Linked DNA regions of Mus musculus: all the other regions are linked to region 3. The links are chromatin loops, found by intact Hi-C in ENCODE. Cell type or tissue: gastrocnemius. All regions are shown on one strand. Links, peaks and the distances in the headings refer to the core of each region. The heading gives the core; the rest is flanking DNA.

Region 1 (8,340 bases), core at 283-8,282, 190 kb before region 3:
ACATACATACATACACACACATACACAAATACACACACATATACACATACACACATATATACACACACATACACACATATACACACATACACACATATACACACACACACACACACATACACACACACACAGAAAGAGAAGGAGAGAGAGAGAGAGAATGAGGGGGAGAGAGAGAGAGAGAGAGAGAGAGAGAGAGAGAGAGGTAAATCTACAAAGTTGCAACCAAATAGGCAATGTCCCTAGAAAAAGATCATTTTTTTTTCTCCATCAGGACAGGAAAGGCTCTGTGAATAAATTGTATTATGTGATTAATACTGAAGGAAGTTCAGAAAGGAATGAGTTTGAGAGTGTGCCTCACAGGTAGGTCATGGGAAGCCAAGGAGAAATGGAGCAAGCCTGCGAACAACAATAAGAACACTGACAGATGACTTCAAACTTAATTTAGGCACTTAGAGGATTTTCAGAAAAGATTTACACGGGCGTGGGGATAGAAACTAGTTAGTGTTTAGATAAAGATCCCTGTAAAGAAGTAGGTTTCGTATGTGAATGTTGAGGCTGGTAGCTAAGGCCAAAGACAAGAGCCCCGCTAAGGACTGTCAACACAGCGTGGAGGAACGAGGTGTGGCAATCACAGTAAAGCCTGGCATTGTTGGGGACTGTGATGCTGGAGCTCACATACCTTTTATTTCCTAGAAACAGGAAAATCAGATGCTAGGGAAGGAAAAGCTGATTCCAATCAACCCTAAATCAAACGATGTGTTCTCTTCTTTCTTCCTAGCCCTGCATCTCTGAAAGTGGATTTTAAAAATGACCTTTTTTTTAAAATCTTTTTTGTTGTTGTTGTTTTCGAGACAGAGTTTCTCTGTGTAGCCCTGGCTGTCCTGGAACTCACTCTGTAGACCAGGCTGCCCTCGAACTCAGAGATCCACCTGCCTCTGCCTCCCAAGTGCTGGGATTAAAGGCCTGTGCCACACTGACAGTGTTAAACAGCTGTAGGAATTTCTTCAAAAAGTGACTCTGATCATATTTCTGTAGAGGAAAAGAAAAGAATGTGCATATGGATATTGTGCTAAGATAATGAAGCAATGGTGTGTCTTAGCAGTCTTCAAGAGATGCTTTATAGAATTTGGCTACATAATCTCCTTTAGTGACAACTAGACTAAAATTTCAACTGTAGAGGTATATTTCTATTTCAAAAATTTCCAAGTAGGTGTTCCGAGTTCCAGCAATAATTGATACTTTTTTTTGGGGGGGGGATCTTCACCAGTTGCTGAGTTACTGAATTTTCCTGAAATTGTAAGGTAATGTAAGGAATGTAAAATTAATCTAATCTAAGTTAGCTTCATAGCATGGGTTCTAGCCTACCTCTCCATCACTTCATATACTAAAACTGTCAGAACTTCAGGGTTGGAATTTGTCATTGCATGAATTTCTGTCATGTCTCCAATGTAATCTTTCCAATTTTAGACACAGAAGAGATGTCCTACAAACATCTAATCATTTTAATAAGAAAATGTGTTTTCAGTCTCTTTCCTAACCACCTCTTAATTAGTTATGTTTGCTAAAACACAAGATGAGGGGATACTTTAGCATCTGTCAATTAAAGCACAGAACAATTAAACATTGAGTTTAACAGGGCAGGAGGCTGCTGGGAGCGGCCAATGGGAGCAAGTGATTAATTCTGAAATAATGAAAGCACGAAGCAGCAGTCGTCAGTTTCAGGCTTGCAAGGAAATGATGACTGTGAAATTTGTGACACTTGACTTAAAAATCAATGCTCTTGGAAGGTGATATAATAGCTGTAAGCCAGTGGGTGGGTGTGTGTGCAGGGGGAATCAACGTTGACATAGTGAAACTGCTTAGAAACGAGTGGGCAGGGTAATGGCTATGCTGAAGAGCAGCTAATGGAACTAATGAGGCATATCGTGATGGAGGCAAAGAGCTCCTGTCTTCTGAAGCAACTCCGTTCATTTAGCTGACTAATTTGCTTACTCATCTTTTCTTAATCTCTTAGGGAGCCCTTGGTGGTCTGCTACTCTATAATACTTCTCAGAATTGGCCACATAATATTGAGTAGACCAGCACAGTTAGAGGAAGTTTAAAAAGAAGACCTTCATTTCCTCTAATAAAGGGATGATCGCCCAATACCAAAACAAGCCCTGAAGTCATTCTCTCAGAGAGAAAATGAAAGTTCAAGGTGCCCCGCTATTATTTTTTCCAGAGATATCAGGGAAATGGTTTGCACTTGGAGACAAGAGAGTTTCTGTATTTGAAATCTAAAAAGTCTGTGCCTTTGCTGTATTTTCATATGTAAGTCATTCCTAAATCTTGTTGGGCGTGTAAGGACACCTGTCAATGGTTTCCTTTACAGTCTTTTGACTTATAAAAAATAGGACACAAGACAGCCTCCAAAGATCTTCAGACCATGCCAAGCCAGCTCCTTAAAGCTGCACTAGAGCTTGTTCTTGGAAAGCTGGCTTAACTCGGCTGTATAAAAGGTACCTCTTTTAGTGAGTTAAAAGGTTCCAAAAGATAGAGGGTGTTTTTAATCTTGACTTAAACTGACAACTTATCCTACTTAAGCAAGTAAATGTGAATTTCCTCCCACAGCTCTGTGATCATTAGATCATAATTAGGGTACTAAATATGGAATCGCCCAGTAGATAAGTGGAAACATCATAGTACCAAAACCGAGAGAGAATGGTTTTGTTACTCCGTAGGAGCCAGTCAGCAGCAAATTGTTCAGATTTCGAAGAAGATGCTATAGGTAGTTAGTATATATTCAGGAGCTGGGAAGAAAAGAAAAGATGAAGATATGAACAAACTTTAACATACCGGGTGAAGAAGAAAAAAAATCAAAAATATTTCTTAATACAAAGAATATTTATGATTCTAAGAAAATGTTCACAAAATATCTTGAAGTAGGCCTCTCATACAAATTTTCACATGTGGATAATTTCTGCAGGGAAGTACTCTGTAATGCTAGGAGAACTGGGAGCCACAGTTCATCAGAAAGTCATGTAAGTGAGTCAAAACATCACGTGAAGAAGAAAACCCAGGAAGAAGGCTTTGTGATGTCCAAAGCCCACACTTTCCCCTGAGGATGAAGAATTGTGGTATGGTCAGACACCAGGAGTGATATGGAGATTAAAAAAAAAAAGACTTCCCACTCATGAAGAATCAATGTGCTTGCCTTCTCCTTTAAAACATTCTCAAAATGAGGATATTCACCTATTCAGTTTGCTTGTATCCTTTCTGGTGCACCTGCCATTCTGTTTGTAGTTTGTTTCTAGATATGCCCCTTCCACCCTTAAATGCATCTTATCTGATAGCAGTCTGGAGCAGGTCTGGACATGTTACGTGTTTTCTGTTTGTTTCTGAGCCCCACCCAATGTGTACGTTTTCCCATCACTCCAGTTTTTACAAAAGATAATTTAGGTCAGCACCATACCACCCTGGTTTTGTAAAAGTCACATCAAGTTATAATGTATGCATTTTGTGGAGAAGACCCTGACACTGCCCTTCGTCTGAGGTGTTTGTCCTCACACATATGATATTAAAATGCACAAAACTCTGTTTCTTTGTTGTACAGCCCTACCCTATGAGCAGACCAATTGGCATCTTCATAAGACCAGCTCTGTCTGCTTGCAAAAGATTGTCAGGGATGGGCTTTTTAATTGTTAACCATTCCATCAGAGAAGGGGTATCCGCCACTCATCTCTGTCATTTGTATGTCATTCTACCATAACTGCATGTGGCCTGCAGGGTCTCAGGGAGACACTGGTGTATGTAGGCTGAACAAGACTCTGGCATGTTGGTTACAATTCAAAATATTAGAAATGTGTGTGTGTGTAAGTAAAATTGATTGTTAATTAGTTGTGTTAGATAGTCCAATCTTATCTAACTTTTTACATGAACACAGCTAATTAAACTATTCCCCATTAAAGCCATATGTATGCATTATCTCAGTGATTCCCCATGTATGTGGTATTAGTTCATAATTTTGCCAATACATTAATAATACATTTTGCTTTTGAGTAAAGCCCAAAAAAGCCCTGTGAACCATAATAAATTTGTTCATCTAATAACTAGATTTTTTTTCAGAAAAATACTAGTGACCTTGAGATCCATGAGATATTTTTAAACTCTGGCTGACGTGGCATACCAGTTTTTCTAAACACAGCTGCTGGTGAGTCTGTAGATGTCATCCTGGGGAATCAGAAACAAGATCAGACAGATATTTAACCAAATTGGTGTAGTGGGTCAAACTCAATTGATGTCGTTTTCGAGAACTAATATAATGCAAGAGAGAAACGGCCTTATGTGGGTCTAAATACTAAAGGCTAAATCTTATGCTACAGAGAAATGTATCAAGGTTATAGAAAGTGCTTAGAATTACAGTTTGTTAGAAACAAAAAAAAAAGTGGGGGTAGATCATCAGATACCTGAACATACTCTAAAGCACTGTCACCATTTCATTAGGCCACACCAGGGAAGATTGTCTATCTCTTGGAGCACACAGCAAGTTCTCACCACATTCTGTTCTCAACCCTGTGAGTGAGTATGTTGTGTCTTCAACAGAAATCAAGTCTGAAAACAGACCTTTCTCACCCACATATATCTTACCCCTTCCACCTCCTCCACCTTAAGTTTTCTTTCATTTGGCCTTTTATGTGATACAAAATAAGACACAGGGAACAATAATGATGACTCTGGGAATTATTTTAAATTTAAATGCTTCACATTTAAGATGGGGAACTTGGACAATGAACTACAGATCCAGAGACTCAATCAGTGGTTCTTTTGGGTTCATCGCTATTTATGATAACATAGTACATAGAATCATTTTAAAAATAAATTAATTTAAGTAACCAGAGTCTGTCCTTCCAGCTTAACCACAATCAATCCTCTTTTGTTCACTCTTGGATCTTTAAATAGATAACTGTAAGCCCTTTTCCCCCCTTCTCTCATTCACACTTGCCTAGAATTGTCCAATCAGTGTACTCCTTTCTGTAGTGGGTGTTTGTTTCCTTGTCCAGGATTGTCCAATCAGTGCGTTTCTTTCCTTGGTTTGTTTTCAACCTGGCATGGAATTCTGAAATATAATTCTTTGTCACTAGAACATTTGCATCATGATACCACGTTTACTTGAGAGACAGGTTCTAAAAGGACACATCCTTCCTTAAGTATAAAATGGAGGAAGGGATGGTGGTAGGTGGGCGTGGTGTCTACCTTCTTCATATTCTCATTGTGCTAGAGCAAAAGATAGCAGTAATACAGATGATGCACACTCATGACTAGAAAGTCTGGATAATAATAAATATGCATAAAATCCCATGAGAGTCATGATTGTGAGCTATTGATTCAAGGTAAACATCATGATTTATTCTGTCCACAAATTAGGACTTACTTTTTAAAATTTGCCTATCATGATGTCCTTTATCCCTCAGATACCCAAACTTCAGATGTCTGGAATCTGGATGTGTCCTACAGAGTCGGGGACTCATTAAGGATATGGGCTAGCGCAAGGAGAGCTAATTACTTTTACACTGAGAGAAATTCATGGAAAAAATTATTTAAGACTACGTTAAAACATTTTAACATGTAAATAACCCTCTTTTGTTGTGAGTAGGGATATCCTTTCAAACTAGACTATCTGTCTAAAGCCAACACAGCATAGTCACCTCTCTGTCAGTAGTATCTTCGAGTTTGTTATAACAACACTGTAAATTTTCCAGTTGGTTCCTGAAAATAGGTCCTGCCCTCCATGGAACATTTAGGAGGACTGCAAATCCGACACAGGAGTTGCTGATCGCAGACCTGGAATCTTATCCTCCTGGTGTTATTCAAAACCCAGAACACTCGGTGTCAGTTTCTGTGAAGGGAGTGTTCCTTTGGGAGTGAGGACAGAGAGCTTCAACCCTGAGCTGTGTAAGTGGAGTAGGAAGTGTGGCTGTGAATCCAACACTTAATTTTTAACACACAGGCAAATGTCAAGGTGTGTCGGTGTGAGAGGTGAATTCAGGGGATGCAAAGAGCTGGAGAAGCCTCCGTGATCATCTGCTTCAGCCTGACAGAGTTTACAAGCAAAGATTCAATTCAGCCATTTATTTCAAAGCAAACATTTAAAATGCTCGGGAGTCAGGCAATGATTTTGGGTCACTGGTTTTAGATCACTGGTCCAACATTTGCTAAAACATGGGGAATTAAGTATACTCTTTTGTTAATCTGTCTTTACCAGGATTCTCCTTTTATGGAATAAGGAATTTGATGAATTACCTCTTCCTTATAGATTAAAAAAAAATCTGCTTTTACATGTAAACCACTCAATGGAGCATTTGCAACTCACATAACAAACTTCTTTCTCAATTATCTACCCAAGAATTTTTAATTTTTCTTTATGACTTTCAGAGCAATTGAAAGAGCATACACTTTCTATTTATACACTATCCTTTGAAGAAATTGCCTCCTTGTGGATTTCAGAATGAAAATGTATTCAATTTTAGTTACTGTCTGTCACTTAAGTGGGTCTCCAGTGTGGGTGTAAGGTCAGACTTGAAAATGTGTAGTTCTTCAATACAGTGGACAAGCATTTCAAGAGAGGGAGTTAGTTGAATGGCTTCTTCAACTCTCAAGTAAGCCCTCCCACACTCTACTTAAAGCGAAGAGTAGAAGAGCTTAAAAGGAAAAGTGGGAAGTCTCCCCACTCCCAACTTTCTGCTCTCTACCATCACAGTCCCAGCTTAAATTGAATTTCTTACAGCCCTGCCTTTCCTAGAAGTTTTCTTACCGTGAGTATTTGTCCTTTTCTTTCTATCTCTGTTCTTACCCACCGAGGCCAAATTGGCCACTGAAGTTCTCCAGGCTCTCAGCATCCATCCCTTTAGTCCCTGCTCTTCCAGCTGCTTGTCTCATTCATTTGGCCATCAGCCCCGAGCCACACCCTAACTCCTCAGCTGCTTTGCCATTTTGTTATGCTGTTCCTAGGTGCCTATGTCACTTCCCTGCTAAACTGTAAGTAGTTCAAAGTCCTTGAATGAAACAAAAAGTAATGACGGGGTGCAGGTAGCCACTGTAACTCTGATGAGTTTGCCAGGACAGCAAAAATATCACTTTATTCCAATGCTGCACCCCTAAATGCCCAGCTAAGCAAGAACAAACCATCCAGCAAGGTCAGGACAAAGCTCCATAAATATCTTAGGTTATCTTCGACCACTGCAATAGATTCCTAACCAACCCTTTTGCCACCAATCTGTCTTATCCAACTTGTTAGCCTCATGACCAGTCAAATAATCTTACTATGGTAGGCACTACAATAGTTGGTTGTTTACCTAAATTTGTTAAACACTTTCATGCACAAAAAGTAATGGAAGTCCTGATTTAGACGATTATGTCAAGCTGTGAGTGAATTAACAAAAAGCATGAATTTAGAGTCAGCAACTAAGAAAATGTTTTGGTGCAATAGAGGCAGGCATGATACGAGCATCTATCATCTAGCATCTTTCCAGACTACCACTGTTGTTAGAAGCTGTAACTCAGGATATATTATAATCACATGGACTCATTTATTAATCACATGGGTTCATTCATTAATTCAACACATAAGTTTAGTGCCTACCCCGTTCCGCACACCCAGACTGACAAAGCACAGTGCATGCAAAACAAGAACTATCAGGAGGCTTTGTGAACACTGCCTTTGTTAATCATGCTTTTAGCTGAACTCATACCTTTCAAATTAGTCAGGGTCCAAGCAGGAAACAGACATCGTCTTTAGATTCAGAATGTATGAGACGAGTTTAAGGCCACTTTTATTTGGTGCATGTTCAGAAAAAAAATCAAGCCAAAGTGGCACGTCCTGAGACCACAGAGCTCTGCAGCACTCTTAGGTTTGAAAGGGATGCAGGTACCGGTGCTACTAAAACCTGGAGACTATAGAAAAGGTATTAGGACAGAGAGAAAGGCTTTGAAAGCCCAGAGGTTAGAGCTTGAAGAATGCATACATCCCATGTCCCCATTCCCTTCTGTGTTTGTCTTGCCTCCTCAGAAGTCAGAACGTAAGACAACTTTTCTATGGGGATTACACACTTCAGACATCCAGGTTTCTGGGCATAGTGGAGGAAGAATGCACCCAACATTCAAATAGCTTGATGACTTTGTCCAACAGCCCTTTAAAACTTTGTAATAAATATTTATGTCATCACCATTGGTTTCTTAAACAGCACGAACCCATACTGAAGGAGTGATTTTGAGTACATTTTACATTTATTTTTAATTGGCACATAAAAAATGCACATACTTATGTGATAGCAAATGATGCTTTGATACATATATAGATTGTAT
Region 2 (8,340 bases), core at 283-8,282, 360 kb before region 3:
ATCATGTTCCACATCTAAAGCTTCGATCAATCTTGGATTGAAAGTTTCCAAGAAAAAGAAAATTGTCTCCAGACAAAAAAGTGCACCGTTTCCCCCTGTCACTGGTCTGTAAATTACATGGTATTTACATATAACCTACATGATATCAAGAGATAACTGAAAGCAAATGATGGGCATAGCTAAATTATAAGCAAATCCATCATTAAATGTATATGGCTTAGGCATCTGTGGACTTGGGCATCAAGGAGAGTACTGGAACCAAACCTCTACTAATCTCAAGGGAGAGTCAAACTTAATGCAATCCCTTTCTCTGAATTACTCTAACACATGAGCTTTAGGAAAGAAATAATAACCTGGGTATGAAGCTGGCATCTGCCAGTTCTGAGCCCTGTGACACCAAGGTATTAAATTTCTCTCAGCCCTACTGCCTCATCTGTAAAATGTATTAATGATCACCAACTCTCTGGACCATTAGTAGAAGTCAATGAATTTATATGTGTAGAGATGTGGGTTTTTTTTTATTTATTTCATGTATGTGAGTACACTGTACCTATCTTCAGACACACCAGAAGAGGACATTGGATCCCATTACAGATGGTTGTGAGCCACCATGTGGTTGCTGGGAATTGAACTCAGGACCTCTGGAAGAGCAGTCAGTGCTCTTAACTGCTGAGCCATCTCTCTATCCCATGTTTGGAGTTTTAAGCCTTCACATCATCATTATATTTCTGTACACACTGTTTCTGGATTAATAGAAAATGGGCATTTGTGCTCTAAGTCTGTCAAAGATTCTGAATAAGCACAATCATTTAAAAAAGATTCCAAGATATAAAAATACAATTTTAATCAACTTTAGACTCAATGTCTACTATATACTAGGCCCAATTTGAGAATTTTTCACAGTATAATTCTTAGCCAAACAGTCAAGAAAAATTTGTAAATTATCAAAGGACATTAGTCTTCTCCAGCATTGATTAGAAAATAATTTCATCATATAAAGTTGATGGAGCCAGTTATTTCTGTCTCATCACAAAATGTGGTAAAATTATGATCACGTGGTAAAATAAAAACTTTGGACTCAATTTATGAAGATAGATATCTATTAAATTTCCTGTGCATGAGCTGAAATGATGAAGAAAAACATAATTCTTATTTGTTTTCTTACTTGTGCCTGCATTTAAATAATGAACCAACTTTAGATATATCTAGAGCCAACAGAACTGTCTCGCATAAAAACAGTGGGGAAAGATTTTTATTTCTCTTGCTGAAAATATTTAAAACAATTATTCACGAGACAGATGACATCTAGAAGTGATCTCGTGTTAGCATGTTCTGAAACACTGATGCAGACATCTCCAACTGAGGTTGGCAAAGCTTCTCATATCTGACAGTACAATATGGACTCTCTAAAGGAAGAAAGATGCCAATATTTTCAAATCCTTCAAAACAAACTGAGAGCATAGAAAGTAGACAGATCTGGCCAAGTTAAGCTTTATTCCAAAAACATATTTTTCCAGGAAACCCATCTGAATGCTGATCTATCAAGTCAAGTACAGCTGTTCCTGGGGGTGGGGATGGGGAAGTGGAAGAGGAAGAACAGCAGGAGTTAAATTTGATGTTCATTAACACGAAGGGACATTTCTTGCCCCATTTAACTAATATCTTAGTTGGTACAGTGTAACAAACACTGTTTAGTTGTTAAAATCTATTATACCTGCTTTAAATTGCAACTCCATATAGCCAGAAGCTCAATAGTTGGTAAAATTCAATTTGAGTTGCCAGAGGTTGTTAATGGGTAGTATTTCTATTTATTCTCTTAATTGTCCGTTATCTAAATTATCACTGTGATGAAATCTTATGTTTACTACATTCCCACATAATCAGAATGTCTAAATAATTTTCCTTGTAAGTATAATGATGTCCATAAAAAGGGCCCATAAAACTCTTTAGGGACAGGTTTTAGAGTTGTTTGTGTGTGGTTATTATTATTATCTTCATTGGTGTTTATATCTACCACATTTAATCTCAAAATAAATAATTCTACTTAAACTTTGACAACATTAACAAAAATATAAAAATAACAAGCCAAAATTTATCATTGCTAAGCACAGAGTGGACTCTTAGAGTGTGGGTGCATACTTACTGACTACCAGCTCAAATTTAGCCTGCAGATGCCTTTAGAAACTTTCAGTTTGTTTATATAGTGGATTACATTGATGGATTTCCGTATATTAAACCATCCCTGCATCCCTGGAATGAAGCCTACTTGGTCATGATGGATGATTGTTTTGATGTGTTCTTGGATTCGGTTAGCAAGAATTTTATTGAGTATTTTTGCATCGATATTCATAAGGGAAATTGGTCTGAAGTTCTCTATCTTTGTTGGGTTTTTATGTGGTTTAGGTATCAGAGTAATTGTGGCTTCATAGAATTAATTGGGTAGAGTACCTTCTGTTTCTAAGAACTCACATGATATGTACTCACTGATAAGTGGATATTAGCCCAGAAACTTAGAATACCCAAGGTACAATTTGCAAAACACATGAAACTTAAGAAGAACAAAGACCAAAGTGTGGACACTTCGCCCCTTCTTAGAATTGGGAACAAAACACCCATTGAAGGAGTTACACAGACAAAGTTTGGAGCTGAGACGAAAGGATGGACCATCTAAAGACTGCCATACCCAGGGATCCATCCCATAATCAGCCTCCAAACACTGACACCATTGCACACACTAGCAAGATTTTGCTGAAAGGAGCCTGATATAGCTGTCTCTTGTGAGGCTATGCCGGGGCCTAGCAAACACAGAAGTGGATGCTCACAGTCAGTCAGCTATTGGATGGAACACAGAGCCCCCAATGGAGGAGCTAGAGAAAGTATCCAAGGAGCTAAAGGGGTCTGCAACCCTATAGGTGGAACAACAATATGAACTAACCAGTACTCCCCAGAGCTCATGTTTCTAGCTGCATATGTATCAGAAGATGGCCTAGTCGGCCATCATTTGGGAAGAGAAGCCCCTTGGTCTTGCAAACTTTATATGCTTCAGTACAGGGGAACACCAGAGCCAAGAAGTAGGAGTGGGTAGGTAGGGGAGCAGGGGGGGGGGGTCGTATAGGGGACTTTCAGGATAACATTTGAAATGTAAATGAAGAAAATACCTAATAAAAATTGGGGAAAAAAAAAAAAGAAACTTTCCGAACATAGCACTTCGGTCTGAATATAGCTCTGTAGTAAGTGTGTTATGCTTATGATATAACATTGAAATTTCCTTCTTAAAATTAGTTATAGGGCTTATGATGTAATAGCTACGGTAAAATGCAAACAATGAATTCTTTAAGTGTGATTATTTTCATATCCATAATTTCCAGCAGAGGTCTCTAGAGAGCAACCAAAGTTATGGAAATAAGGAATATGGGTGCAGAAATTTAAATAGAAATTTTAACTCTTCAGCTTAATGTGGGCTTTCTTTTCACCCACGCCCCTTTCTCTTTTGATGTCTCTGAGCCTTCATCAGATAAAAGGCTGTCTAAAAAACTGATCAGAATAGACACAAGAGAACAGGTTAATCTCAAGTGCACCGGTGTAATGTGTCACAAAACAGACAATGTAATTATCTCAGCAGCCTGTTTAACCAGCTAATTCGGCAGCTTTGCATACCAGGGGTGAGCTCATCTGTTCACGATACTCTACTCCCAGCCAGGGATTTTTCACCCAGCTCACTAGGTTTTACAAAAGCTTGTGAAAGCTTGAGGACTGAGTGTTTCCTTGAATGAGGTTTAACAGCTTTTTGCAATCTTCTATTTATCAGGAAGCAACGGACTAACAAAGAGAATAAACTGCAGATCGGCATTGTATAGTTCCTCCCCCCACCCAAAAAAAAAATGAAGTCATACTGATGTAAATACTTATGTGTTCACCGAAATAAACTCACTCTCCTTACAGGGAATCTCGAGAAATGCTCAACAGGTTAACAGAAATGTGATTTGGGACGTGAAGATTTCTGAACCTGATGTCATTTTCTTAGCAGTAAATTCTCTTGCTATCAAACACGCTCTGCGTGTGTTTGATACTGCTGTATCCTGCTGACCTGGGGCTGAATTTTGGTTCCTGCTAGGTCTTTAGTAAATTGAACCTATTGTACCTTTGTCTTTATAATATGAGTAGTTCCCCATCAGATGTTTACTGAGGGGTTTAAATTATACATCAGGGAAATGCTGTACAAAGAGGTAACAAATAGTGGCTCTCTTATTGCATGGTATCACACGAAATCATAGGTGTAAGCATACATATAGGCATAAATACTTGTACAAAGACACATACATATATATGTATACATATATATGTGTGTGTATGTATGTGTGTATGTATATATATATATATATATATTACAAATAAATACAGCTCTATAAGTGCAAATATCTACTAAGTCAAACACAGGAAACAATAATAAAGTAAATAGATAAACCAAATAACAGAAAGTTCTACTGTCTGCTATCTCTGATGGATCTGATATCTGCGATACTGTATCTTATTATTTCCAGGAGAGTCAAAGCCTTAAACAATGCTAATGGCTGTCTTGAAGGTGAAGCAGAGAGGAAGGAAGACTGTAATTCATCGTAAACCCTATTACTTTCGTGAGCTACTGAGCAAAGCAAGAACAAGTTACATCATCTCGGGTGCAAATTTTAACCCATTAGATTGGGATTGCATCTCAGGTTGATGGAATGGTGAGACTCCATCACCAGAAGGATGTCTAGGAAGCAGTAATGAGGTCACAGAGTGCCGTGCTCTGGACTCAGTACATGGAATCGCAAGTCTTCTGTAGCAGGTTTGAAAGACTGATGTCTGCTTCCATTCTGCTGCCTTAGACTCCAATCGTATCTCTCCTCTTCATCATTCTGTGACCCTCTTATATGTAACTAAGTTATCCTCTGCCTCTAGTTTCCTGCAAACTTCTCTTCCTTTCAATGTTTCACTGAGACTCCATGGGCTCAAGGTTACCCTGGGGTCATGTCCCTGCTGAGCAAGTTTTGTAGCAGTGGCTGCACCTTCTGCCCTTCCCCTGTGACTTTTACAGGCTTGTTACCATGCCCTACTTTCTTCAAGACCCTGCTGAAACATTATCTCCCAGCAAAAGTTTAACCAGTAACTTAGACACACTCTCTCTTTTCTCCTTTTCCCCATAATGCTTACCTAGACCTCAGTTAAAGAATTTCTAGGTTTTTGCATTTGCTATCTCTCCAGCCACTAAAGCTCAGTGAAATCAGAAATTCGGTTTTATTCATTGGGGGGAAAAAAGAGGGGAAAAAAAGGTCCCCAAAAGTCCCTGGCACTCAAAGCAGTTAAAGCAGTTGTTTGGTACACAATTGTTGAATGTTTTACATCTCCACAGTCTATTGCTACCATTAATCTGTCAGCACTCTAAGGAAGATAGGACCTGGATCTTAATCATCATTGACTACACTGCCTGGCACACAAACACACAAAAAGGTGCCTAACTAGTAAAAATTCTTAAAATGAATGAAAAGGAAACAAGGAAGTAGAAAATAAGGCATGTTTTTAAATGAAGAGTCAGTTTTAAGTGATTTTTTAAGGTTGTTAAACACATCAAGATAACCCTGTGGTGTAAAAATAAATAAATGAATGAATAATAAAAAATGAATGAATGAATAAGTAAATGAAAGGTTGCGAATCATATCACTGCATCTCAGTTCTCCATGAAAAGGGTCATGTGCTGCCTTCATCTTGTGTAGTTTTTGATAGATCCCTGGCATGGTCCCTTTTATGTCTGTCATAAACCCAGGGAAAGTAAGGAAGTAACTGTGGGGCATCTTGCCCAGAACTATGCTGCAAATCATTGCTGAGATCTTGGTCGTTCATAGGAACACCTTTCCCTTGGGAGGTCTTCGGGGCCTACCTTTCAGGCTGATTTTCTGGAATTTCAAATGTCAGGGTAATTTTGTTTTGTTTTATGAGGTGTGTGTGTGTGTGTGTGTGTGTGTGTGCATATGGATGTGAGTATATGTATGTGTGTATGAGTGTGTGTGTGTGCATGTGGATGTATGTGTGTGTGTGAGTGTGTGTGTGTGTGTCTTATCACCAATACGATTCTTGCTGCTCTCTTCCAACAATCAAGTTAATATCATAAAATTAAGAACTTAAATATTGGAAAGATTCAGGACACTTTTAGCACATTTAACAAGCACATCACCTCCTTCCCAACACCCAAGGGACTAACTAACATTGCCTTTGCAGTCACAGATTTTATATTTAATGAGCATCTACTAAGCCTATTTAACCCAGAAAACCAAAGTGATACAATCTTTTACTAAAGCCCATATTTCTAAGACTTCTTTGATGGGTGGATTTCTTTCCATCTGGAGCAAGTGATATATAACTGAAGTCTAACTTAGCACATGCGTTTTATAATTCCATATCACTTTTCTAAATCAATAAGCAGTTAACTCTGAGTGGGAATATTTGGGCTTAAAAGGAGACAAAAAATTAGAGTGTGAACTTGCCTTTGTACGAGCTCCTGTTAACATATTCCATATAGTGTCGGGTCAAACACCTTAACTTGTTTTATAGAGTCGCTGCCTAATATTCTTCAGCTCCTGTATAATTTTCCTTACATTATGCTTGCAGGCGATATTAATTTACATGGGTTAAAAAGGGTCATTAGTTTATTACTTAGTATCTATGTGGCCTTTAGCAAAGAGAAAGCATTATGCAAGTGCCAAGTGACAGTCCACCAGGTCCCGGAGTTTTAAGGTTTTCTCGATTCTTCTTTCATGGTCAGATACGTTGTGTATCTACATTCATGGTGCTCATTAGTGTAAGGTTCCTTTCCTTAATGCGCATGTTTATTCAACAATATGTTAAACATTTTTATATTCAAGTTTCATATATGCTCTGAGTATACATCATGCTGGGTAAAACATAGACAAAGAAGGGAAGCAATGCATGCAGATATCTTTGAGTGCCATAATCATAGAATTACATAAATAGTCACAATTAGTTAATAGGTAGGCCAAGTACCAAGGTAGAAGGTAATGTTGCTGTACTTGGAAGCTTACATCAACTCAAACTAACTCCAGTGCTGTTTTAAAGTGACATATATGCATTAGCTAATCTAACATCTGAGCCCATAAAATGTAAATATAGGTTACTCAATGCATTGCTAAATCACAAAGAAAAAACCTAGGAACCCTATGGTGTCTTTGAAAATGAAATTGTAATTATTAGTCATAATTTTTGTGTGTTGCAAAGAAAAGCAATGGGGGGGGGGGAACTTTGTGTTAGCTAGTCTTCCCTGTTACTGTGACCAAACACATGATGGAAGCAATTTAAGAAGGGAAGTATTTATTCCAGTTCACAGTTTGAGGGAGTGCAGAAGCCTCCCTCCATTTAGAACGTACAGCCTTCTTCAGTAGACGTGCCATGTTTCTGGCATCTCCTGTCTCCTGGGGTCTCTACTGATGCTTAGTATTCACCTTCACAAGCCATTTGGGAGCTTTGCGAAGAGCTCTGACCCTGATACACAGGGCCTAGCCTTAGCACCTTGCTGGAACCTAGCTGCAAGCCCCCACCCTTCTCTCATTCCAGTATCTACCAAACCTGCACCACATGGAAGCCATCAGCATTTGGGCATGACTCAAAATGCAGCCTGGCTCCCTTGAACTAAACTGCAGTTGCCAATGAGTGCTGGCCTAGCTGAACTGAAGTAGGTGGCCTTCTCCTCTAGGATGTCCTAAGGTTCTCCTTTTGAGGACTCTTTAAATGAAAGGTTACAACCCCAGGTGTGATTGCTTACCTATACCTGTAATTCCAGGATCTGGGAAGCTGAGGAAGAAGGAATTTCATGATAAGTACTATACTAGCTTGAGCCACAAGAAAATAAAGCCCATTCTTTTAAAAAAAAATGTTCTTTGTTAATTTCACATTATACACTCCAATCCCATTCATCTGCCCTCTACCCTTGCAACCTTCCAAACAAAAGAGAATAAAATATAGAAAAAGAAAACAAAGTAAAACAAAACAAAATAAATCTCCATGTGGAACTCTCTAGTGCAACACACTTTCTTCCACATATCTCTACATGCAAATGTTCATTTCGGAGAGTCATTGGCCTGGTTCAAGGCCTCTTGCTTGTGCTATACTATCAATACTGGATTCTCACAGGAGCTCCTCTAGGTAATCCTGTTGTTTCCCTGTGACCTGGAGATTCCTCAGCTTTGGATCTGCAGGACTGCCTTCATGCACTACAGCCATTCATAGATAGGGTAGATGTTGGAAAGGGTCAACTGAAAACCCTGGATCTGGGCCTGCGTGGTAGCCGAG
Region 3 (8,340 bases), core at 297-8,296:
CTCTCTGCAAATGATCTGATTCCTGCTGGAGATAGGATAGGGACATAGGGACGCTAAGTGTCCTGTGAGATGGGCTGTAGCAAGAGAAGAACGACTCTCTCTCGTCAAAATTTACCCGGTTTATTGGGGGAAAAAATAGGAGAGGGTAATCTCCAATTTGCCAACTGTAACTGCTATCTAAGTATTTTACCACTCACTACTTCCCACAATCGCCCTGCAGTTTGAGTACTTCCCTAGTATACAGACAGCTCTATTCACAATTGTTGCAAGTTGGTTCATCATGTTCTAATGGGGGGGGGGGGGGGGCACAGAGAACAAACAAAACATAAGAAAACAAAACAAAACAAAACTACTTAGTACTAGACTGTATCCCAAAGACTTTTGCGGCAGTTGGCCAACTCTGGCTTGTACTGACGTTTTAGCCCACCCCAAATCCTGTGTGAGCACCTGTTCCACGTACCCTAATTTCCTGCCAGACTATGGCCGGAGACAATGCCAAGCCTACTTGAGACATTCGGAGTTCCAACAAGTCAGAAACTTTTGGCTGTGCACGAGGGGAGGGGAGGATTTTCCTCTCCCCAAGTGTGAGGAATGATTTTCATGCATCAATAACACAAATACTTTTGTATCCCCAGAAACAAAAGTAAATTGCATGAGACAACACCCCCTAGCTTTGATTCACATCATAAGAAGATCGATAATCTAACTGTATTCTTTGAGGGAAAAAGTTACAGAATTGACAAGTCCTGAAAAAGATTTTTACTTATTTTTCCCCCCTTTGGCCCAGGTCCTTTTTGCCTTTAGTTTCAAAACTCTCAAAGCACCAGCAGCTAAATTATTCACAATGAGCCATTTCTGTATTGATCGCCAAGTATATTTAGCCCTAGCTCCTGGAATTTCTCCATTACTTACTGGAAAACAGGCAGCTTCACTTCTTGTCTCCAAAACCACTTCCCTTCTCCCTCCCCTCCCCTTCACCACCAGCCTCCCTACCCCCCTCCCGCCCCCCAAAAACTTTTCTTTCTTTCTTTATGGAATAATCAGATCAAATTCCCAGTCACTACATAGCAGTTAAATTCCGACCTGCTCTACTCTTATCAAATTCTTTCAATTAGGTTACGTAAGGTTTGAAAGAAAGGGACCCGGAAAGTTTTAAAGGGGAGCAGTTTCTACCGAGAGCTTACAAATGAGTCTATCTCTTTAAAAATGTACACATTTAACACACATACTAAAAAGAAGCGTCAGTTAGAAGCAAAAGAAGTCTGCGCCAACAGTGAAAGGGTTATTAAACCCTCAGTGAAGGAAAAGGAAGAAAAAGGAAGAAAAAGGAGAAAGAGAAACAAAATGTACATACAAAAGAAATTGTCCTCTGATTAAAAAACAGTCATCACCATTTCCAGCTCTGTCGGGAGCTCCCAGCTTCTTCTAACCCCTCAAGGAGGAGGTGACAATGTCGGGCTGAAGAGAAACGGAGAAAGAAAGAAAGAAAGAAAGAAGTTTTTTGTGTCCCCCCCCCCTTCCCTCCCTGCCCCCTCCAGGCAAAGCCCCCTGCAGAGTTGAAGCCGAGGAGGAGGGAAAGCACTTTACAGGTGGGTCATTCCAAGACCGAATCCAGCAAACAGATCGGCTGATAAACAAAACCAAGAAATGAGAGAGAAGGAACACTCCCCCCCAACCTCCTCCTCCTCCTCCTCCTTCTCCTCCTCCTCGTCCTCCTCCTCCCCCGCCCCCGCCCCCTCGTCCCTTTGGGATGGTCTAGTAGGAAAAGTCACTCAGGAATGGCACCACGTACTTTCAGGAAAGAGGAAAAAAAAAAAAAAAAAAAAAAAGACAGGGAGGGAGGGAGAGAAAGAGAGAGAGGTCAGTGCTACAGCAATGCGATTAACGAGAAGAGAAAAAACTTGATCCACCGGTTCCTTAAGAATCGACCAAAAGCTAAGACAAGAAAACTGAAAGAAAAAGGGGAGGGGGGGTACGAGGGGAGGGACAGTCAGGCAGAACCCAGCAAGGAACCTAGGCCAACTTCACAGGACTGTTTTGTGGCCTCTGGCAAAATAGGAAAAAAAGAAAAAGAAAAAGAAATTAAATCTTCATTCCATCTCCTTCGTCCATACCAGAACCTGTCAAAGCGATTTAACTGTTGCTGTTATACATGTGTCACACCAGATTTTTATTATTATTTTTGTTTTGTTTTGTTTTCAATCTCAACAGTATAATAGCCTCTATCCAGACAGCTGCAATCTATGCCAGGTTATCCAATCTTTCTTCTTGGAATTCAAGTTAAAACAAAGCAAAAACAAGTCCAAATCCATGACAGCTATAAAGATGAGAACTGATTAGTCCATTAACATCCCAGAAGCAGATTACAAGGAGGGGACGATACATTAAGGCAAAGGACATCATCTTCAACGAAATTCCCTGAGCGTCCTTAACAGAGATCATTTCCCTAATCAGAGCCACAACCCATCCCTCCCCAAAGAAAAGCGTCTATATTATTATTATCCCTGGTTAACAGCAACAAGTCATTCGATCACACCACACTGTTAAACAAGATTCCATATCATTACACTTAACTTTGAAAACACTCCCCCTCCCCAACCCCTTTGCAAACCATACACAAATTGATAGATAATCTATGAATCAGAAGACAAATAAAACAAGAGCTGTTCTTCCCCACGCAAAAAGCCAAGCGGAGATTTACCTCAGCAGTGCATGCAGTAAAATAATCCCATCACCCTTTTGTTTGTGTTTACTGTTAGTGTGTCCTCTCCCTCTCTCTCTTTCTTTCTTTCCTGTGCCTAACGTGTGTTTGTGCACTGCAGTTGGTGGTGGAAACTAAGGCAGTGGATCTGTAGCTAAGGGTAATCCTGTTTTTACTTCCTCCATCTTCAGCGAGGAGCAGGGTTAGCCCGGGACAGCTGGTCAAACCCCGAGAAACCGATCCGGCGGAGCCCGAGCACATCTCCCCCGCCGGCCGGGCTCGCGCAGACGCCCGCGGGCGGAGGGCGGGCAGCGGCGGCGGCGGTGGCGGCCGCGCGCGCGCGGAGGGGGTTGGGGGGGGGGTCGTCAGCGAGCGCCCGGGTCCGTGAGAGCCGGGAGCGGGCGGGCGGGTGAGCGAGCGAGCGAGCGGGCGAGCGCGCGGGCGGGAGGGGCGGGGGCGCGTGTCTGCGCGCTCGGCCGCTCGTTCGGCGCGCTCGGCAATCGATTACAGGACAAGTGCCGCGCGGCTCCGCGCCTCCTCCGCGCCTCCTCCGCGCCCCGCGCGCCCCCCGCGCCGGCTCCGCCCCTCTCCCCGCGCCCCGCTGCTCACGTTCTCCGCTGGCCGCGCGGGAGGGACGATCTCGGGCTCCCCCGGCTCATGTCGGCCGCGGGAAGTTCTCTCTCTGGCCCGGTACCTCCCCGGATTCCCGGCTCCCGGCACCCGGAGGATCTGGGACACTGAGCCGGACAGAGGGACCCTTGCGAGTGCCCTGGGAGACACGGAGCGAGCGCCACTGTCCCCATTGTGAAAGTGCTTCCCAGTGCAAGTTTAAAATTAGAGTGTTTACTTGCTGTTTATATCCACCCCTGTCCCGGCGTGTGCCACATCCACCCGAGTCAAAGGAACCGTGAGGTTCGAAAAAGTTGTTAGCCTGGAAGTGTAGCCTAGCCTTATGCCAATCACGACGTTTACATTTGTTGGGCGAAGAGCATAGGAATCGTCCTGAGAAAATAAATGCATTTTCAATCTACAAATAGCAGCATTTACTATCTTTCTTGACCACAGAAAGGGGAATAAAGAATTCTATAATTAAAGGGAAAAGGAAAATGAAAGGAGCTGAAAATACTGAACTGTGTAGTCTGAGTGGTTTAAGTTTGAAATCACATGAAATTATCAGGAGTGCCAAACAACATTTCTGAGAAACCGTATCGCATATTGTGTTGAAAATCAATGCTGAAAGAGGAGCAGGCGCTGTGCCTCCCACTCCTTTAAAGAATCCCAGAAATAGTTGCTGAGAGTTTTCTCCCTTCCCCCTTTTCCATGGAAGCAAGCCATATGACACATTGAAAATAAAATCAACTTTCACCTTAAGCACCGCTCTGCCTTGTGTTTAGATTCTGGTGTGAGCAAAGGTTCACAGTGGTATACAATGAATACACTAATAATGTCCAGTGTATCTATTTTCACTTTTTACAACCTTATTATATCTATTGTAGTTACTAAGCAATTTGTTCTTATAGGTTCAGTTCATTTTTTTTAATTATAGAAAATGATGATTTAAAGCAAATAATCATTTCATTGGGAGTAAACCACTTGTGCTCGGGTTTTCAATAATTTCCTGATGATTTTCTTTAAAGTTGCAATATCTGTGACATTGTTAAAACTAACATTTTTACCTACTCCTCAGCTCTCTGAATAAAATCCCCGCCCCCGCCCCCCCCCCCCACACACACACTTAACGTTAGATTTGGAAAGGTCAAACTAAAGAGAATCTAGGAGTCGAGTCTTTCTAATCAATTCAACAGACAGCAAATTCAGAAAGCTGGCGCGTGTGACGCTACAGTATAGAAAAGGTGACATACTATGAAGTGTGAAAGAAGTTCTCAGAGTGTTCCTTCCCACTTGAAAAGTGTCAGCGTATCTGCAAAGTCATGGTGGTCCTTGGGAAAGACTTAAACATTCAGTACTAAAGTCTTCCTAGTTAAAAGCCACAGAATCCGTCTGCAGAAGAAGATTCATTGTGAGATCTGGAGAAGCCATCCTAAGTTACCAAACTACCACACTTGATGTGGTCCTTGCACCTAGCTGACCACTGCTTGATCTAGATCTCTCCTAGCTTATCCGTGTACCGATTTGCTGCCATTGGTTCCCTAGCCACCAGAGGCACACCCTCTCCCCCTAGTGGTTAAACCTTCGGACAGTTTATTAGCAGACACAGTCGTCCCCCAAGAGAGAGCTATTTAGGCAGGAACTCATGAAGCCCAAATTTTAGGAGGGCATTCTGAAGAGTGGGAATTAGATTTTTTTTAAAAAACATCCCATGTTCCTTTCTCATTCAGAGACTACAATGAATTCAGGTTTTCTGAAGAAGTCATGAATGTGTTTACAAGCTAAATTGGGTAGTTCAGTTTAATATTTCTGAAGTCTGACCTTGGCACCTGGACTCACAATCTAATGCATTCATGAGAAAGTGACCACATATAAACCGTAGCAATTCACGTTGGCCAAGATTTCCCTTCACGATATTTTGGTAGTGGTTAAAGAATGGATTTACTTATGCCCTTAGCCATAGCTACTCTGTATGCAATTTGTTAGGCAGTTATATGCTTGAACTGTGCAAGAAAAGATAGCACCAGGAGAGTCTAGTTCTCCTTATCTTGCTGGAAGGTTAAATCTTCACTTTGGGGACAGGTATACCATCAGAGCAAAGCATTGCTCTGATTGCTGTCTCCTTCTCACTCTCTCTGTTCAAACTATGGAAGCTGATCCTTCCCACCATTGTTCCAGGACCTGACATATTTCCAATGCAACATGGTTGTAGGTATTCTGCTCACATGTTGGTTTTAAAAAGAAAACCTAGCTCTCCGAATAGAATTTACTCTTGGTTTTTCTTTGTTTGTTTTGTCTTTCTTATTTGTCTGATTTGGTTTTTCAAGACAGGGTTTCTCTGTGTACCCCTGGCTATGCTGGAACCCACTGAAGATCAGGCTGGCTTCTGAGATTCACCTGCCTAGGCCTCCCCAATGCTGCGATTTAAGATGTGTGCTACCACTGCCTGGCTAGAGTTTACTCGTGTAAAAGGCAGAGATGATGTCTTATATAGTTCATTATCTTCTCAGACCCAGCACACTGTTTGGCACTAAACGGACAATAAACACTTACTGAATGGTTGTGTAAATGGAAAAACACATATGCTCCTTCCATGTGTTAAGCTATTGTCAAGGAACAAAAATAGCGATGACAAATTCTGACTCCCTAATGAATTGGGTCAGCCCTTAGCTTGTAAGTCATGATACAGGTGTCCTTAGTGTGTTAGTTCTAGCTTATCCATACAAAGGCTGTTGGTGTTTTCCTAGATATTATCAAATTTATTGAAAAATATCAATTGTAAAGGGAGCTAAAAGCATAAAAAAATGCAAATTACTGTATAAAGGTAGTCTCGATTAAAATGCACTTTCATGGTGCCTCAACTTCAGAACAAATTATTTCTCGATGACAATGCAGGAAACCAGGTGACTAGCGAGTGCAGCCCATTTAATTTTACAACCACTAAGTTTAATTAGCAAAATGAAAACTTTACAAGGCACTGTGGCTAAAAGACACATAATAAAGTAAGATTTTTTTCTCCCCTGAACGGTTTGTGTTAATTGTTTTAGCTTTAAAAACAATTCCCTTTAAAGAAACTTAGATAGAGATCTCATTTTTATCTTGTTTTGCTCAGGGAATTAAATCTACATTTTTAAGTTTTGGTTTTATTTTCAGTATGTTTGTGTAGTAGGAGGACAAACTGTAATTCTTATGTAATAATAAAGATTTTTTTAAAAAAACTATATATATACATTTTTGATGGTTTCGTGATCCTTGATGCAATTAGTCCTATAGAGTACATGTTAGAATATGGCCTTTAGGGAAACAGAATTTAACACTGTACACATAGATGGCTGCAGTTAATATTATCTTTTTAAGTGGGAGAAGAGACGATGGTGTTTCTATCTCTCCACTTAGCTACACACTGAACAAGTGGGAAGCCAGAATTAGAATGTTTTCATCGAGACTCTGATTTTGTTTCTGGCTTCCCAGGATTCTGGGGCAACATTCTAAGATCCCATGTTAGAGCAGCACATTGCTCTCTGCCAGCTTTGCCTCTCCAGGGATACGAAGAGTCTATGGTCTGGTTGCTTGACCTGTGAGGTCTAAATCAGAAGTCCGTGTTCCCACCCTCTCTATCTTGAACACTGTCCTTTTAACACTCTTTAAAGAGTATTACTTTGCAGTTAGAGATAAGACTCTTGTTCAAATACCCACATCCCTAGAAAAGAGAACATGATGAATCTACACTTCTAAACAGTTTTCTACTAGGGAGCATGTTCCTGTCCTACAGCAGAGGAGGGACTAAGACCATCGCAGATGAGAGTTATGAAGTGAGAGACAGACAAAGAAGGTGAGGACTTCACCGGTTTCTGAATACAAATGGAAGCATGTATTTTTAAAGATGTCATTATAACCCTTCATAATTGCTTTAAAAAGGCAAATGTGTTCTGCGTTTGAAAAAAAAATTAGAGCCTTCTATTTGTACAAAATTAGAGCTTCAAGCTACAATAAGTGGTACTGTGCAAAAGCAACCCTATCTAAGAGTCATTGGAAAGTAATTCTAAGAAACCCAAGATGTTGGCACATAAAAACTACAGCAAACTTGTTGAGATGCCCGATATAGTATTGGCACAAGATGACAAGTACACCAATTGTCTGGGAATGTATCTCAGAAATAGGGGATAGCAATAAAATGGAAAAAGAGTCTAGTGAGCATAAACACTGATTTTTTTAGACATAGGTGAAAAACAAAACAAAACAAAACAACAGCAAAAAAAACCTTATCCTCAATAGTCCAGAATATATTTAGCAACTAAATTCAAGGAGTGGGAAACTTTAGTTTGGCAGGAATGGGATGGAAAACCCAAAATGATCTTTTAATTGTGAAATTTGGAGGGGAAAGTACAAGGAGCCAGACTGTATTCAGTATAGCAAAGGCTGGATTGTGGCTGAGAGGTGTCATCTCCGAAGAAGCATCTGATAACCAAGCCCTTATCACTAACCACCCATCCTGTCTTTTAGATGTGTGAAAAGCCCGTGGAAGTCCCTGTCCTGTGACTGGGAGGAGCTTCAACAACTTCCAAACCAACTTGGTTCACAGTGGTGCAGTCTAATCGCTCCCTTAATCTCACTTAATCGAAAGGGAACACAGGAATGTATTGCCGGCAGTGACCCAGGGCTTCGATCTTCCCTTTTTAGTAGTCAGATGGCCACAACCTCAGCAAGTTAAGAGCCATGGGGGGATATAACTGGGGAGTCATTTGTTGTTTGCCAGTTCTACATAGCAATGTATACTGTGAAAGGGGTATCTTACCCAAGGAAAGGTCACCTACTGGTAGTAAAGTCAAATGTCATCTCCGCCTAATCTTCAAGACTGTGGTTTAGAGAAAGGTTAGCTTAATAGAGGAGTTAGTGCTCCATTCTGAACTGTGGGTCGTAAGATATGATATAGACAGGGAGAATTACACCATCAGTACCTTTCCCCAGCAGCTAGGCTGAACCTTCAAAACGTTGTTCACATTTGATGCCATGGTAATGTGCTAGACACC

What was found. Peaks named below come from ENCODE experiments on the same cell type or tissue, not always from the same donor. Only the 100,000 strongest peaks of a DNase experiment are listed, where the experiment ranks them.
Region 1: it touches region 3 in a loop (5-fold over the local background); 3 of 42 quality-filtered maps call a loop at or near these places.
Region 2: a loop joins it to region 3, with 5 times the contacts of the local background. A loop is called at or near these places in 17 of 42 quality-filtered maps.

The regions. Positions count from the first base shown.
Region 1 is chr1:69,497,252-69,505,591 of GRCm38, forward strand. No RefSeq gene overlaps it. Among named protein-coding and RNA genes, the nearest start is that of Gm28497, 70 kb to the left of the region's middle. In gastrocnemius, for the core only: no CTCF peak of the experiment used is centred there; no DNase peak of the experiment used is centred there; H3K27ac peaks cover 2,659 bases.
Region 2 is chr1:69,328,213-69,336,552 of GRCm38, forward strand. No RefSeq gene overlaps it. Among named protein-coding and RNA genes, the nearest start is that of Gm28497, 99 kb to the right of the region's middle. In gastrocnemius, for the core only: a CTCF peak has its summit at 3,371 (motif pointing right); no DNase peak of the experiment used is centred there.
Region 3 is chr1:69,684,340-69,692,679 of GRCm38, forward strand. Ikzf2 (IKAROS family zinc finger 2) reads right to left here and starts at 1,621. Exons shown (of 8, transcript NM_011770.4): 1 at 1,355-1,621. In gastrocnemius, for the core only: a CTCF peak has its summit at 4,874 (motif pointing left); DNase peaks (open chromatin) are centred at 1,586, 3,002, 3,220 and 4,865; H3K4me3 peaks cover 4,579 bases; H3K27ac peaks cover 4,462 bases.